Linked DNA regions of Mus musculus: region 1 is linked to region 2. Evidence: chromatin loops called from intact Hi-C (ENCODE). Cell type or tissue: heart. All regions are shown on one strand. Each heading gives the region's core, and the rest is flanking DNA. Links, peaks and the distances in the headings are about the cores only.

Region 1 (6,783 bases), core at 2,755-5,254, 54 kb before region 2:
GAGCTGGCGCTATGGGAGGTATGCGCCACCCAGCGTTATGTGCTGGGAACTAAAGCTGGATCTGGGTGGGCAGCATCTGTTTTCCAAGAGTTTCTCAGTTTCCTGGCTGTACTGGAACCGGCTCAGTAGACCAGGCTGGCCTTGAACTCAAATCCACCTGTTTCTCTGCCTCCTTAGTGCTGGGATTAAAGCGTGTGCTATCTTCATAGCATGGCAGACACTCTTAACTTCCGAGTCAGTTCTTCAGTCCTGAACTGTCTGTTTCAGTAACAGCTCCAGGGGCTGGAGAGATGGCTCAGTGGTTAAGAGCCATTGCAGAGGACCTGGGTCCAGTTCCCAACACCATCTCTGGTAGTTCACAGCTGTCTGTAGCTCCAGCTCTAGGGGGATCTAACAGTCTCTCTGGACTCTGAGGGCATCTGTATATCTGCACTCTCATGTACATACCCCAACAAACACACACCTATAATTAAAAATAAAGAGAGGTTGCTTGGCAGCTAAGAGTACTTTAGGAGGATCATGGTTCAGTTCTCAGCACTCACATGGAACTCTAGTTCCAAGGGATCTGACTCTCTTCTCACCTCTGCAGGCCCACACATACACATAGGCACACACATATACACACAGGCACACACACATACACACAGGCACACACACACATACAAGCCAACAAAACACTTATACATACAGCATGAATACAAAAAATAAATCTTTTAAAACTTTCTAGGTCACCCTCGACCACAAAGGGAATTTCAGGCCAATATGGGATATACGAAGCCACGGTTTTATCTTTTTTTTTTTTTTTTTTTGGTTTTTCGAGACAGGGTTTCTCTTTATAGCCCTGGCTGTTCTGGAACTCACTTTGTAGACCAGGCTGGCCTCGAACTCAGAAATCCACCTGCCTCTGCCTCCCGAGTGCTGGGATTAAAGGCGTGCGCCACCACGCCCGGCCTTTTTTCTATCTTTTTTTTTTTTTTTTTAAGCCACGGTTTTAAAAGAAACAAGCAAAGATGGTCACCAGAACACTTGCCAGGTCCTTGATCCTTCAACACCACCATTGGTATTTCTTTTTTTAAAATTATCCTTATTTCAATTTATGTGAATATGTGTGCATTTTGTGCGAATGGGTGCCATGTATGTTGAGATTTTCCTGGAGGAGAGAAGTGGACAATGGCTCTCCTGGACATAAGCAGTTGTGAGCCTCCCATGTAGATGCCCGGAACTGAACTCGGGTCATTTGCAAGAATAGCAAGCACTCCTTACCCTAAACCATCCCTCCAGCCACCCCTAGTATGTTTACACTATTGTTTATATCCCTAGAGCAGGAAATACAACTTCATAGCACCTCGGTCTAGCAGCTCCCTGAACACAGAATGGTTTTGGTGCCTATAAAAACTGACATCTGGATACCAGAGTGGAGTCTGTGGGCCGGTGAGCAACATTTTGCGTTCTCACCACCAGGGGGCAGTAGGGCCCTGGCCTCCAAGCCCGGGTCCGCAGTCAGTCCAGAACAAGGAGACCAGAGCGCGTTTTGAATTCCAACATTCCGGCGGGATCCTTGGGTGGCTTTTCCAAACGTTCTTCACCTGCCAGCCTCCGCCCACCCAGACTAAGGAGGACCCAGTAGAAAATAGCTTGCACTGAAGCCCAGGTAAAGGGAGGAGGAGTTTATTTTATGTTTCACTCATAGGTTTTGCAGGGTTTCCAAGGAAGACTAGAGAATTTTATGGAGAAAGGTGGTTAATTCCATAGTCAGTATCAAAGATGGGCTGGATTTCAAGTTGCCATTAAAGAAAGCTAGCCCTTCCCTCTCTAGGCCTTCTGCTGATCTGGAGAGTAACCCTACCCTGGTTCTCCAAAGGGTATGTTACTTCTGTCCGCAGGTCCCAACCTTCATAGACCTCAGGGTCTGCGCTCCTAGAAGGAAAAGGGGAAGAGAAAGAACACCCTCAGGGAGAAGTTTGGCCTCTAGGCCTCCACCTCCTCTTCACTCTCTGGATCGCGTCTAGGACTTTTGAGTTTGGGTTAGAGTGGCGCTCCAGGGGACCAAGAGGCACCTTCTCCCTCCACCCCAGTGCCCAGGTGCTGCAGGGAGGGCTGGGAGACCGACAAGCATCGGAAAGGGAGTCTCCCACCTTCTCAGAGGCCCGTCTCCGCGGAGGCCAGATCACCGACAATTTTCCATCTCCCCTGCTCGCTGTGGGGGAAGGAACACTCAGCCGCGACTGCCCCTCCTCTTGCCAGCTGGAGGATGGCCGCACCCCTTATATACATACAGGTGTGCACCCCTCTTCCCCATGAAGGCCTCCACCCAGTTCTGAGGACCCAGGAACAGGAATGAGGCAAACTCAATGTAGAGAGGCACCCGAGTACTACAGAGGACCCGAGAACGCCAGAAGTCAAGGTTCCAAGGTCTGATGGATGTGGGGATCCTCACTCCAGGAGTGGGAGTGAAGAAAAGAAGGTGAACCCCCAGGAGAATAGTTAAGGGTCTGCAAGCCTACAGATGAATGATCACTGGAGGTGGAGACAGCTGGAGCTCTAGGGCCCAGGGGGACCGCTTACGGGTGAGGCTCGGCGCTGGCTCCTGGACCTCGGCGTCGCCGTAGATGCTGCGCCGCTGCAACTGCAGCTCCCGCTCGCGCTCGCGCACTCGTCGCACCTCCTGCTCCAGCAGTGACGGGGCAACGAGCGGTGGCAACTGCCCCAGTACCGGACAGCCGTCCTGAACGGCGGGGTGCAGCCGGCCTCCGGTCTCTGGCTGCCTCTGCAAGCCAGCGCCGTCCTCCGCCGCAGCCTCAAAGAAGCGCTTGAGTTCGTCCAGCGGCTGCGGCCGCCGCCGGGCGCTAGGCTCCGGAACCGCGGGGCTCGCCAGCGCCGCCTGCCTGTGAGCCTCGCGTTCGATGTCCCGTTGCATCTTCGCGCCCGCCCGAGCGCGCTCCAGGGCGCGCGGCAGCGGAGTACCGGAGCCGGGCCGACTGAGCACCGGCCGCACGCGCAACTCAATGAGTTCCTCGCCCGCGCGACCGGGACTCAGACCCCGGCTCCGGCGCAGGCTTTCCTCCCGCTCGCAGCTGCGGCGGATTTCGCGCTGGATGGGCGTCTCCATCTGCAATTCCGCCGGCGCCGGTTTGGATGCCGCGGGCTTCGGTAGAAAACACACCTGGAGGCCTCTGAGCCGAGACAGGGGCACAACTGCCCCAGTACCTCCGTTATACTAGTGCCAGGCGGCCCAGCTGTGGACCGCCCGGGCGCTCGGTCCGGTGCTCAACTGGCACCTGCGGGACCTGGCTCTCTGGCTCCAGAGTCTGCAAGTGCTCCTCTCCAGAGGTTTCCAGGACCTCACTGCCTCCCCCAGCAGCCCTCGGTGCCCTGGCTCTGCGGCTCCCGGAACACGTAGCCTTCAGGCGACCCCAGGACTCCACTCTCGGACACCCGAGGACATGGATGTTTGGAGTTAGGCGCCCTTTGAAAATTTTAGTTCTCAGAGCCGAATTGAGATGCCCAAATAGGTAGGACACGGTGCCCTGTGCAGTACCTGTAGTTACAGCCGCCGCCCGAGGTTCATAGGCGTCGCCAGCACTCTTCTTTGACCCGCCTCTGGCCTCCAGGAACATCCCCTGGGGGCAGGACTGGGCACCGCCCCCGTCACCTGCCAGCTGGATTCGAGTGGCCCTGGACCCGCCCTATGGGCCAGGGCGCCTCCACTGCTCTCCGGATTCCCGCCACCTGAACACACGGGTTGACTGAAGGGGTGGCTTCTTCGGAAAGGGCTTCCCTGAACTCACTACCCAGGGGGTATGTGTCGCCCTTTCCCTCTGGTACCACGCTGGCATTCTGGGGTCTTTTTTTTTTTTTTTTTTTTTTTTCATCACTTTCCGGAGACCTGACCTCTAGCGGAGCGCCGCGCTGATCGCTGAACCACGGCCTCCTTACAGAGTGTTTCCCCGGTCGTCTTTCGCTGACCTCACTAGTCTAGGTCAGCAAGTGCCAGCCTGCGGCCAGCGACACCACTCTCCTTCCCCCCGCCCCCTATCCCGTGATCTCCGGGCCTTCTCTGCACACTGATCGCTGAGGCAACACAGCTCGAGTCCAGCCCGAGGGTCGCCCGGGGCCGCCGCACTGGGTGCTGCTGCTACCCGGGGCTGCTCAGCTCTGTCTGGTTTGCAGCGGCGCTGCCGCCACTCAAAACCCTGGGGCAGATTCCCCACCCCCACCTTCCAGAAAAGCCCGCAAGGCATTGGCAGCCAAGTGTCCAGCTAGAATGAGCGGTGTTTGAGGGCACAGACATTACAGGACTTCCGGGCCTCAGCCGAGCAATTGTGGCTGGAAGGCGGTCAGCTTGGACCAGTTTGCCCAGGAGGCCCAAGATGGGGCAGAGGAGCCACCGGGTTAGCGGGAGGCAGTAGCGACCTTTGTCTGGTGCCCGATCTGTGTTTCGGGACAGGGTCGATGACCCAGAGTGAGGGCTAACCACTCGTAGAGACATTTCCACTCGCCCTTGTGGAACCCGGCTTTCACAAAAACCGGCCCACCCTGTGTTCTATAGTAACCTAGAAGAAAGAATTGCCTAAAGAAAATGGAAAGATTAAATGGGATTAAGAGAGTGGTGGCACACTCCTTTAATCCCAGCACTCAGGAGGCAGAGGTAGAGGTGTCTCAGGCCAGCCCCTATTCTCCGTAATGAGTTCCAGGACACCTGCATTTCCAGATCTTGCTTCACCAAAAAAGTAAATGGAAATAGAGGGCTACACAATCCCAACTACTTGGTCACCCTTTTCAGTCTGTCCTCTCTTACAACCAGCCTCAAACGGTGCCTCCTCTTGGGTTGGAAAGATGGCTCATCAGTTAAGAGCACGGGCTGCTCTTCCAGATGACCAGGATGGTTCACACTATCTGTAACTCTAACCTTATGGGACCTGACCTCCTCCCAAACCCAGGCACTGTCCCAACATGGTGCACAGATACATGTGCAGGCACATGGCTGATACACATAAAATAAAAACAAATAAATCTTTAAACAAGAGTAAGTTTAAGGCCTGGGATGATGGCTTGGTTTTAAAGTGCCCATGTACAGGACTGGGGACAGACAGGAGGACAGGAGGATCCATGGAACCCCCTGGCACCTGGTCTGGCCTCATAGATGAGCTCCAGGCTCAGCCAAGTCTCAAAAACTAAGGTGGAAGCCGGGCAGTGGTGACATATACCTTTAATCTCAGCACTTGGGAGGCAGAAGCCAGTGGATCTCTGAGTTTTGGGTTTTTTTTTTTTTTAAGATTTATTTATTTATTTATTATATGTAAGTACACTGTAACTGTCTTCAGACAGACCAGAAGAGGGCGTCAGATCTCATTATGGATGGTTGTGAGCCACCATGTGGTTGTCGGGATTTGAACTCAGGACCTTCAGAAAAGCAATCAGTGCTCTTAACGGCTGAGCCATCTCTCCAGCCCGATCTCTGAGTTTGAGGCCAGCCTGATCTACAGAGTGGATTCCAGGACAGCCAGGGCTACACAGAGAAACCCCATAAAACCAAAAAATAAACAAAAGACCTGAGGTGGAAAGTGATAAAGGAAGACTCTTGACATTGACCTTTGTCTTTACCTAGTCAGGGACACACACACATACACATACATAAACACTCATACACATACATACACACTCATACATATACATACACACTTTTACACACATACATACATACACACTTATACACATACATGCACACGTACACATACATACACATACATAAACACTTATACACATATATACACATACATACACACTCATACACATACATACACACTCATACACATACATATACACTCATACACACATACATACATACACACATACACATAATACACACACATACATACACAAATACAAACACACTTATACACATATATACACATACACATACATACATACTCATACACATACATACACACACATACACATACATACACATGTACACATACATGCACACATACACACGTACACATACATACACACACATACACATACACACTCATACACATACACATACATACACACATACACATACATACACACACATACACATACACACACACACTCATATACATACACACTCATACACATACATACACATGTACACATACATACACACATACACACATACACACACATACACATACATACACACTCATACACATACATACACACACTCATACACACTCATACACATACATACACACTCATACACATACATACACACTTATACACATACATACACACACACACACATACACATACATGCTAAGGACCAGCCTTGGAGAGGAACCCCCTTGGAGAGGGGTTCTGAGGAAGGGGTGTTTGGGAGCGGCAAACACACACACGTGCGAGCACACACACACACGCACACGCACACGCACTGAGGACGTGACTCAGCAGAGGGCTTCTCTAGCATGCGCAAAGCCCAGGGGTCTGTCCCAGCACTGCTATGGTGGTGCATCCATGCCTGTGATCCCAACACTTGGGGTAGAAGCAGGAGAGCCAGAAACTTATCTTTGACTATGCAGTAAGTTTGAGGCCAGCCTGGGAAGCTGCTTTAACAAATACTTTGTGTCTATGAGGCATGGTGTACTTTATCACTTCACCTCATGGCTGTGGTCTCTCAGTCCAGGCCCTTGATGCCCAAGCAAATGACCCTGCTCCATCAGTACCTATGACTCTCCCTCTCTCCCTCCCTCCCTCCCTCCCTCCCTCCCTCCCTCCCTCGGGCAGACTTGGTCCTCCCTG
Region 2 (6,783 bases), core at 2,135-4,634:
GGATTAAAAAAGGTGTGTGCCACCATACCTGGCCTCTTAGACCTTTCATTGGCTGACAAACATTGTTGGTCTAGTTGGACCACAGCCTGTAAGGCATTCTAAGAAATCCCATTATATATATATATATTCTCTAGATAACCCAAATATAGACAGGGTCTCACTATCCTGGAACTCCTCATGTAGATCAGGCTGGCCTTGAATTGAAAATATAAGAGATCTGCCTGTCTCTCTGCTTCTTGAGTGCTGGGATTAAAGGTATGTACCACCATGTCAGGCTAGAACACTTTATTGATTAATCTCTCTTTTAACATCCATCCTGTGCTTTAAAAAAACTTTCTTCCAAGATGCAAGGTTGTAATCTGCTACCCAACAGCGTTCAGGCGCAGGAGTATGTGTGTGTTCAAATGGAGGGCAGAGGGCACCACTGGCTGTCAGTCCCCACGCATGCTTCTCAGTGGCATGGAGCTCAATGACTCGGTGAGCTGGCCATCAAGCCTTAAGAACCCTCCGCTCTTCACTTTTCCGGGACTGACATCACATTCAGATCCGCTTATTCACAAGGCAAGGGATTTATCCACTGAGACTTCCCTCACATCCCTTTTTTTCATGTTGGAGATAAATCCAGGCCTTGAGCATGCCAGGCAAGCTCTCTACCACCGAGTCAAGCTCCAGACCAATGCCTTCTTGTCACTCTCTAATTTGTGTCCCCACCCCCTCCACTTCCTGTGAACTGGTGCACCAGCTGTGTGGGCGAGAGGCTCGAACCAGGCCCATGTTCTGGCCGGGTGTGTCACCAGAAAACCACTATGAACTTCCTTTTTCAGTTGAAGAAATTCTTTCTGGCCTCGATTCTGCCTGTTTCAGAGTTCAGGGTCTTCTGGGAGCTGGGGAATGATGGGAAGTACAACCAAGTCTTCTAGGTCCCTTCGCACAAGCATTCTTCCTGTAATCTGGAAACTCAAGTCTTCACAGAAGTGGCAGTGGGGTACGAGTGAAGCTCCCCTGCCAGCTGAGGTGTGCTTCTGTGCCCTCTGGCCTGGATGTCTTTCAGTGCTTGTGGGTTCTTGGGACTGGGAACAGCTGTGTTTCCTTCTGCTGAAGCTCACACTTGTGACATGGGAAGCCTGACCAGGGACACAGCTGGGTGCTGCATCTCCAGGTGCAGGTGGGGCAACCCTATTCCTTGGAGCCACCATGTATGTGTTCACCTGTCACCAGGGAGAATGCTTTAGTTGCTTGGGATGTTGCATCTCTGTAGAATTGCCCGGTAACCAGGTGCATCCACCAGATGTGGGCATCCTCTTTTATTTTTGCAATTCCCTGTCTCATCTTGTTTTGTGGTATGGAGATGGAACTTCTGGTCTCAATTATGCCTTCTACATGTCCAACCCCTCAGTGGGGTATTCTGAGACTATCCTACAGCTGGGCCACAGATAGAGCCTGTATGGTAGACTTCAGGCAGGTGTTCTGTTGGTGAGCTACATATGTTCTCACTTTTTTTTTAAACTTTTAAAAGCATGTTAAGAACAATTACATTTTTTTTTACGTGTACTGGTATTTTGCCTGCATGTATATCTGTGCAACATGTCTGTGTCTGGTGTCCTCAGAAGCCAGAAGAGGGTGTCAGATTCCCTGAAACTGGAGTTACAGGTGGTTGTGAGCCCAAATTGCCTTGTAGATTCTGGAAACTAGTGATCTTAACTATTTGAGATTATTCTCGACCCCTTCCTCTTACTTTTATGTTAACAACAGCTCTCACATAGGCTGGCCTCAAATGTTCCATCTTCCTGCCTTGGACTGCAGAGTGGTCCAGGCCTTCCTTCTACTAGGTTTTGTGGTGCATGCCCCACGCCCCACATTTTGAGGGGCTCTCCTCAGAAAATAATGGTCACAGAAGCCTCTTTCTCCCTTCTCTCTTTTCCAGTTAGAGCAACTACAGGGCCTGTCTAAAGCATGACTCTGTTTATTGAGGTTCTGACATTATAGGTAAGACAAAGGTAGACACTTGTCTGTTTCTACATGTATAATTCTGGACTTTGCATATGAGAAGTATGGGGATTGGGCTCAGAAAGGTGGAGTCACTTTGTCCATATAACACAGCAGAGCTGGAATGAAGGCTCCAAGCTTTGAGCCTTTCTCCATCCCCAACTCTATAGGTTTTGGGGTGGCAAAACTTAAGGTGTGGTGGTACACCCCTGTAATCTCTAGTGCTAGGAGGTGGTCACCATCAACTTCAGAGGTGGTTTGGAGCCAGCCCTGCCTCTAAAACTTTGTCTCAAAAAAACCCAAAAAACAAAACCAAAAAAAAAAAAAACCCAAAAAACAAAAAACATCGTTTTGAGCTGGGACTTGCTCTATAGCTCAGTTCTAAGCAATCTATCTGCCTCAGCCTGCAAAGCAGCTGTGTCTACATGGCCACTCTACCCATCTTGGACATTTTTGTACATTTTTTAAGTAGACAATAGGCTATTAATCAATTGGTAAAGCGAAAGTGGTTACTATAAAGGAACTAATTAACATATTCATCATCTCTCTCACAGTTATTTATATTCCCTAGTGGAAAAAGCAGTTAGAATCTCATTTAGAAAAGAATCCTGACTCAATAAACAAAAATATTTGAACACAGAGCCACTTTCCCCTAACCTAGGTGCCAGCAGAATGACTGCATTTGTTTGACATTTGGTTCTCCGTGCGTCTTCTTTTTCCCATTAATTGATATTTTAAAAAACTGCTTTAGAATATTATCTTGATGATTAATTTCTGAGCTCGAAGCACTCACTCCCTTCGGAGCTATTTCTGTTTCACCTTCTCCGGCTGCAACTGACCTATCTCTTGGGGAAACTGAGGCCCGGAGCGGCGGGGAGCACTGGGGATAAACGCCGCTGACCTTTGCTTATCGTCTTCTCATTAAATGTCTGCTGGCCAGAGACCTTTTCACTGCCTGAGTGGCCGAGATAGCGGCGCGGCCAGGCTGTGACCTTTCCGGGGCTCCGACTAGAATCGTACCAGCCGATTTCTCTCAACCCTCTTGGACCAAGAGAACGCGCCTGTGAAGTCAACGAATTCCGAGTTCGGCCTCCGCCGCTGACGTCACAGAAGGGCAGCACAGAGTCGCTGCGTTCCTTGGGGGACATGAGCGCCAGAGGCAAGAGAGTGGCCCAGCAAGGAGGAAGTCTTGAGGTTTTCATCGGTACGTAGGACCGAACTACAACTCCCGACGCCCCGTGGACCTGTGCAAGAGAGCGCGACAAACTTTTGGACGAGATTGATCTCTCGTTAGTCCAACCAGAGAGCCGACTTTGGAGCGGCATCCCACCCCCTTGTAATTCTCAGGGCTGCTTCCTCGCGCGAGTGACGGGCTTCGCTTGCCTTTTAGGGTTTAGCTTTCTCTGACGGACGTCCGAACTGAGGAATCGGAGCTCGGTGAAGTCGAGAGGGTACTGAAAAGCGTGGATGGTAGCCAATAGCATGCTGGAAGCGCCCAGCGCCGTCCAATCGCTGCCCTGGAGGTCCGCCCTGGCGTGTGACGTAGTAGGGTGGGTAGCAACAGTTGCCCCGGTGAGGGAAACGGAGGCGCCATAGCCACGGTAGTCGTGGCGACCAAGCAACCCAGCAACGCCAGTCAACAACAACAACTGCGGCCGCCCCCCACCCCCACGCCCCCGGCCCGGCCTGGGGACCCCGGCGCGCTCGGTCCCCTCTGCACAGCGCCCACGCACCTCCTCAAAGCCTTCCGCGGACACAAGTGCGGAGAAGCCGAGGTAACCGGGGCAGCGCCCGGCAAGCTGGGCGCGCCGGGGCGGGCGGCCGGGCCCGCGCAGCGCCTGTCGCTTGAGTACAGTCCTGAGGGAAGGGGCGGGCGGTCAAAATGGCGGCGGCGAGTGTCGGGACTGTGGGGGAGGGGGCCGGGGTTCGGCCGGGGCGACACCACCCGCCCCCGGACCCGCAGCCCGGCCCCCGCGAGGGGCGGGTGCTCGCAGGCCGCGGGCGAGTGGAGGTCGGGCGGCTGGGGCGGGGGGCGCTTTTATGTGTCGGGAGGTGCGGGGAGGCGGGTCTGCGGAGGCTGGACCAATGACAGCGCGCGGAGGCGGGGCGAGACTGGGAGGTGGGCGGGGCCTGGCGTTTCTCCGCCCTCAGAGTCGGGTGCGGCCGCCGACACTGGGACTGTCCGGGTGTTCCGGATGAGGAGCAGCAGCTTGGGGTGCATACCTGCCTGAGAATTAGAACCCGGATGTGCAACTATTCCATCTCGGACCTTTGTTTTTCTTTCTATAAAATGGGAAGAATTGTGGCCATCTCCTTCTGTATAGTTAACTCTAAAATTCCTCCAAAGAATTTCCCTAGGGTTCACCCTTGAATCTTACACCACACCGGTCTACTGTTTATCAATGAGACTTGATAACTTGTTTGTGTTGATTGCAAAGTGACCCTCACTCTTAAACCCCAGAGGATGTGAAGAGATGGCCAAGTTTCAATAAGATTGGCTTTAATTTGGGGGATTTAGTTGTCAGAAGTTGAATCTCCTCCTGGAGAGATGTGATCTTTGGCCAGAGATGTAGAGGATCCCAAATTGTTCTCTGGTGTGCTGTCTCATCCCTAGGTTGGTGCCGGTATCGGGCACTTGTTTCTGGTGATTGGGGGTTTCTCCGTAGCTATTAAGGTGGTCACCTGTGGAAACAGCAAGCCAGTGGAGCTGTCTTAGATTCCTCAAGCCACATCTCTTGGCCAGTCAGTCAGTCAGGCCAGTATCAAGAGGGTCACATGTCATAAGGTGGTACAGGTCCCACGCGCCAGGAGCCGGTATAGCATCAGAGGCAAGGAGAGACATTTGTTAGTGCAGGACCTTCGTGTGTTGTGTGTGTGTGTGTGTGTGTGTGTGTGTGTGTGTGTGTGTGTAGGGGGTGTGTAGGGGGTGTCCCAGAACTCCATCAGCCATGGCAGTTCTTATTGGCTGCATGGGCAGCCAGGTCGTTGCACTTGGCACTGGCATACACTGCAGCCCTCTTAAGGGGGTCGACTTTTCCATTGGAAATTAAGCAAGGAAACAAGGACTCCCAGTTGTAGGGACTTTTCCTACACCCGTCAAAGGGTCTTCAAGTTCAAGGCTATGAGGATTAACTTTGAGGAAGATGCTGGCTGGAGTTAGCTAGGTTGCTTTTTAAAAAAAGCCTTCACCTCCTATCAGGGAAGGCCGACCTTGGAGCAGAAAGTGATGGCATTGATTCTGTGACTGCTTTGGCCTCGTCCTTTCCAGTAATTGTCACAGTTGAAGGGCTCAGAAGGGTCATTTGGCTGGGGAAGATTGGCACTGCCTGAGCTTTTTATAATTCTACCTGTGTGTTCTTGAGTGAATCCAGTCACTGGGGGAGGGGGGGTGTCCATATGCTCTCATCTAGAGACACAAATCGTTTTAACTTCACGTTACTGTGTGTATCTCCCAAAATATGTCACATACTAAACATCAAATACACAGTGGTGTTCAAGTGATGTCAGCTGCCGTTAAGATGACGGTCACTTCCTGTCCAGTCGTCGGAATTAGCTGTTGGTGTTGTTTTATCATTTTGTCAGAGAGAGACGCCTGTTGCTGTGAGCTGACAGGAGGAAGCTCTAGTAAGGAGTTCAGCTCTCTTGTTTTCCGGGAATTGAACCTAAGACGCCCCCAGACTAAGCACAGGCTCTGCTCTGAGCTATTCACCCAGCCCTCAGTATACCTTTTACATGTAAAGCATCTACATTTATTTCCTTATTTCATGTGTCTGTGTCTACATGAGCACACGTGGGTCGCACAGCATTCTTGTGGAGCGGGGGACAGCTAGTGGGGGTCGGCTCTGTCCTTCCAGCATTCAGTCCATGGGTCTGAACGTGTTTACTTAGTAGCAGGTACCTTTTCCATGCTAAGTTACCTTAGTGGCCCCTTTACTTTTTATTTTGAGACATGGCCCTGCTAAGTTGTCCAGGGAGGCCTTAAACTTGTGAGCTTCTTTGGATTCCTAAGTAGCTAGGATGACAGGTCTGTGTCACCAAGCCAGACATAGAGTTGTACTTTCTGTGGAGAAGTGTTGCCCGATCTGCTTGCCCCTGAGTGACCTTTGTTCCTGGGAGTAGCCAGAAAGAAAAGTGCTGTCTGGGAAGAGGTCTTGACTCAGCTGCCAGCTCTGTAGGTCTGAGGCAGAGCTATGGAGAAGGTGGGAAGGGGAATTCTGGAACCAGGACTCACCTTCTTCCTTGACAGCCCTGAACTAGAGAGGGTCTCTTATGTGTGGGTCCTGTTGTGCAGGGATGACAGTGCCCCAGGGTCAGCCAGCACCTGGCTGCAGCCTCCTCTGGAGTCTCAGTCGTCAGAGCATTCCCACTGGGCTTCCTTCCATAGTCGCTAGTACTGTCTTCATTCAGCTGCATACCTATGCCCAGTGCACAGAGAGAGCTGAGTGCCCGGGGGCTTGGGTTCAATGGAGAACACTTGTCTAGTGTGTGTAAGACCCAGCGTGCCATTCCTACCACTGCCAAAAAGGAAGGGGTGGTGGTGAACTTTCAGTGTATGCCCTTCATCCTAGGAGCCGTCATCCTAGGAGCTGGGAATAAAGGGTGCCTCTCTGGAGCTTGCCTTTCTAGTTCAGCAGGGAAGAGAAACTGTTAAGGAATAAAGGCAGGGCTACACAGTGGCAAGAACATTAAAGAGTGGCTTCAGAATGCATGGGGGAGGGGCACATGGTGACCAGGGGAAGTGGCCTGAATGTTAAGGAGCTAGGCTGGGCACAGGGTTAGAAGAAAATGCTAGGCAGT

Evidence for each region. Hi-C counts contacts between places; a loop is a spot of excess contacts. Peaks named below come from ENCODE experiments on the same cell type or tissue, not always from the same donor. Only the 100,000 strongest peaks of a DNase experiment are listed, where the experiment ranks them.
Region 1: a loop joins it to region 2, with 4 times the contacts of the local background. A loop is called at or near these places in 8 of 42 quality-filtered maps.

What each region holds. Positions count from the first base shown.
Region 1 is chr8:84,008,576-84,015,358 of GRCm38, forward strand. It overlaps Misp3 (MISP family member 3), which reads right to left and starts at 3,145. Exons shown (of 3, transcript NM_001291292.1): 1 at 2,566-3,145; 2 at 2,136-2,197; 3 at 1,653-1,917. The coding sequence starts at 3,109. The coding sequence ends at 1,903. Mir1199 (microRNA 1199) reads right to left here and starts at 3,058; the gene lies at 2,940-3,058. In heart, for the core only: a CTCF peak has its summit at 3,800; DNase peaks (open chromatin) are centred at 2,906, 3,628 and 4,116; H3K4me3 peaks cover 1,737 bases; H3K27ac peaks cover 1,571 bases; H3K27me3 peaks cover 2,213 bases.
Region 2 is chr8:84,063,288-84,070,070 of GRCm38, forward strand. Rfx1 (regulatory factor X, 1 (influences HLA class II expression)) reads left to right here and starts at 3,549. Exons shown (of 21, transcript NM_009055.4): 1 at 3,549-3,761. In heart, for the core only: no CTCF peak of the experiment used is centred there; DNase peaks (open chromatin) are centred at 3,414 and 4,064; H3K4me3 peaks cover 2,275 bases; H3K27ac peaks cover 2,044 bases.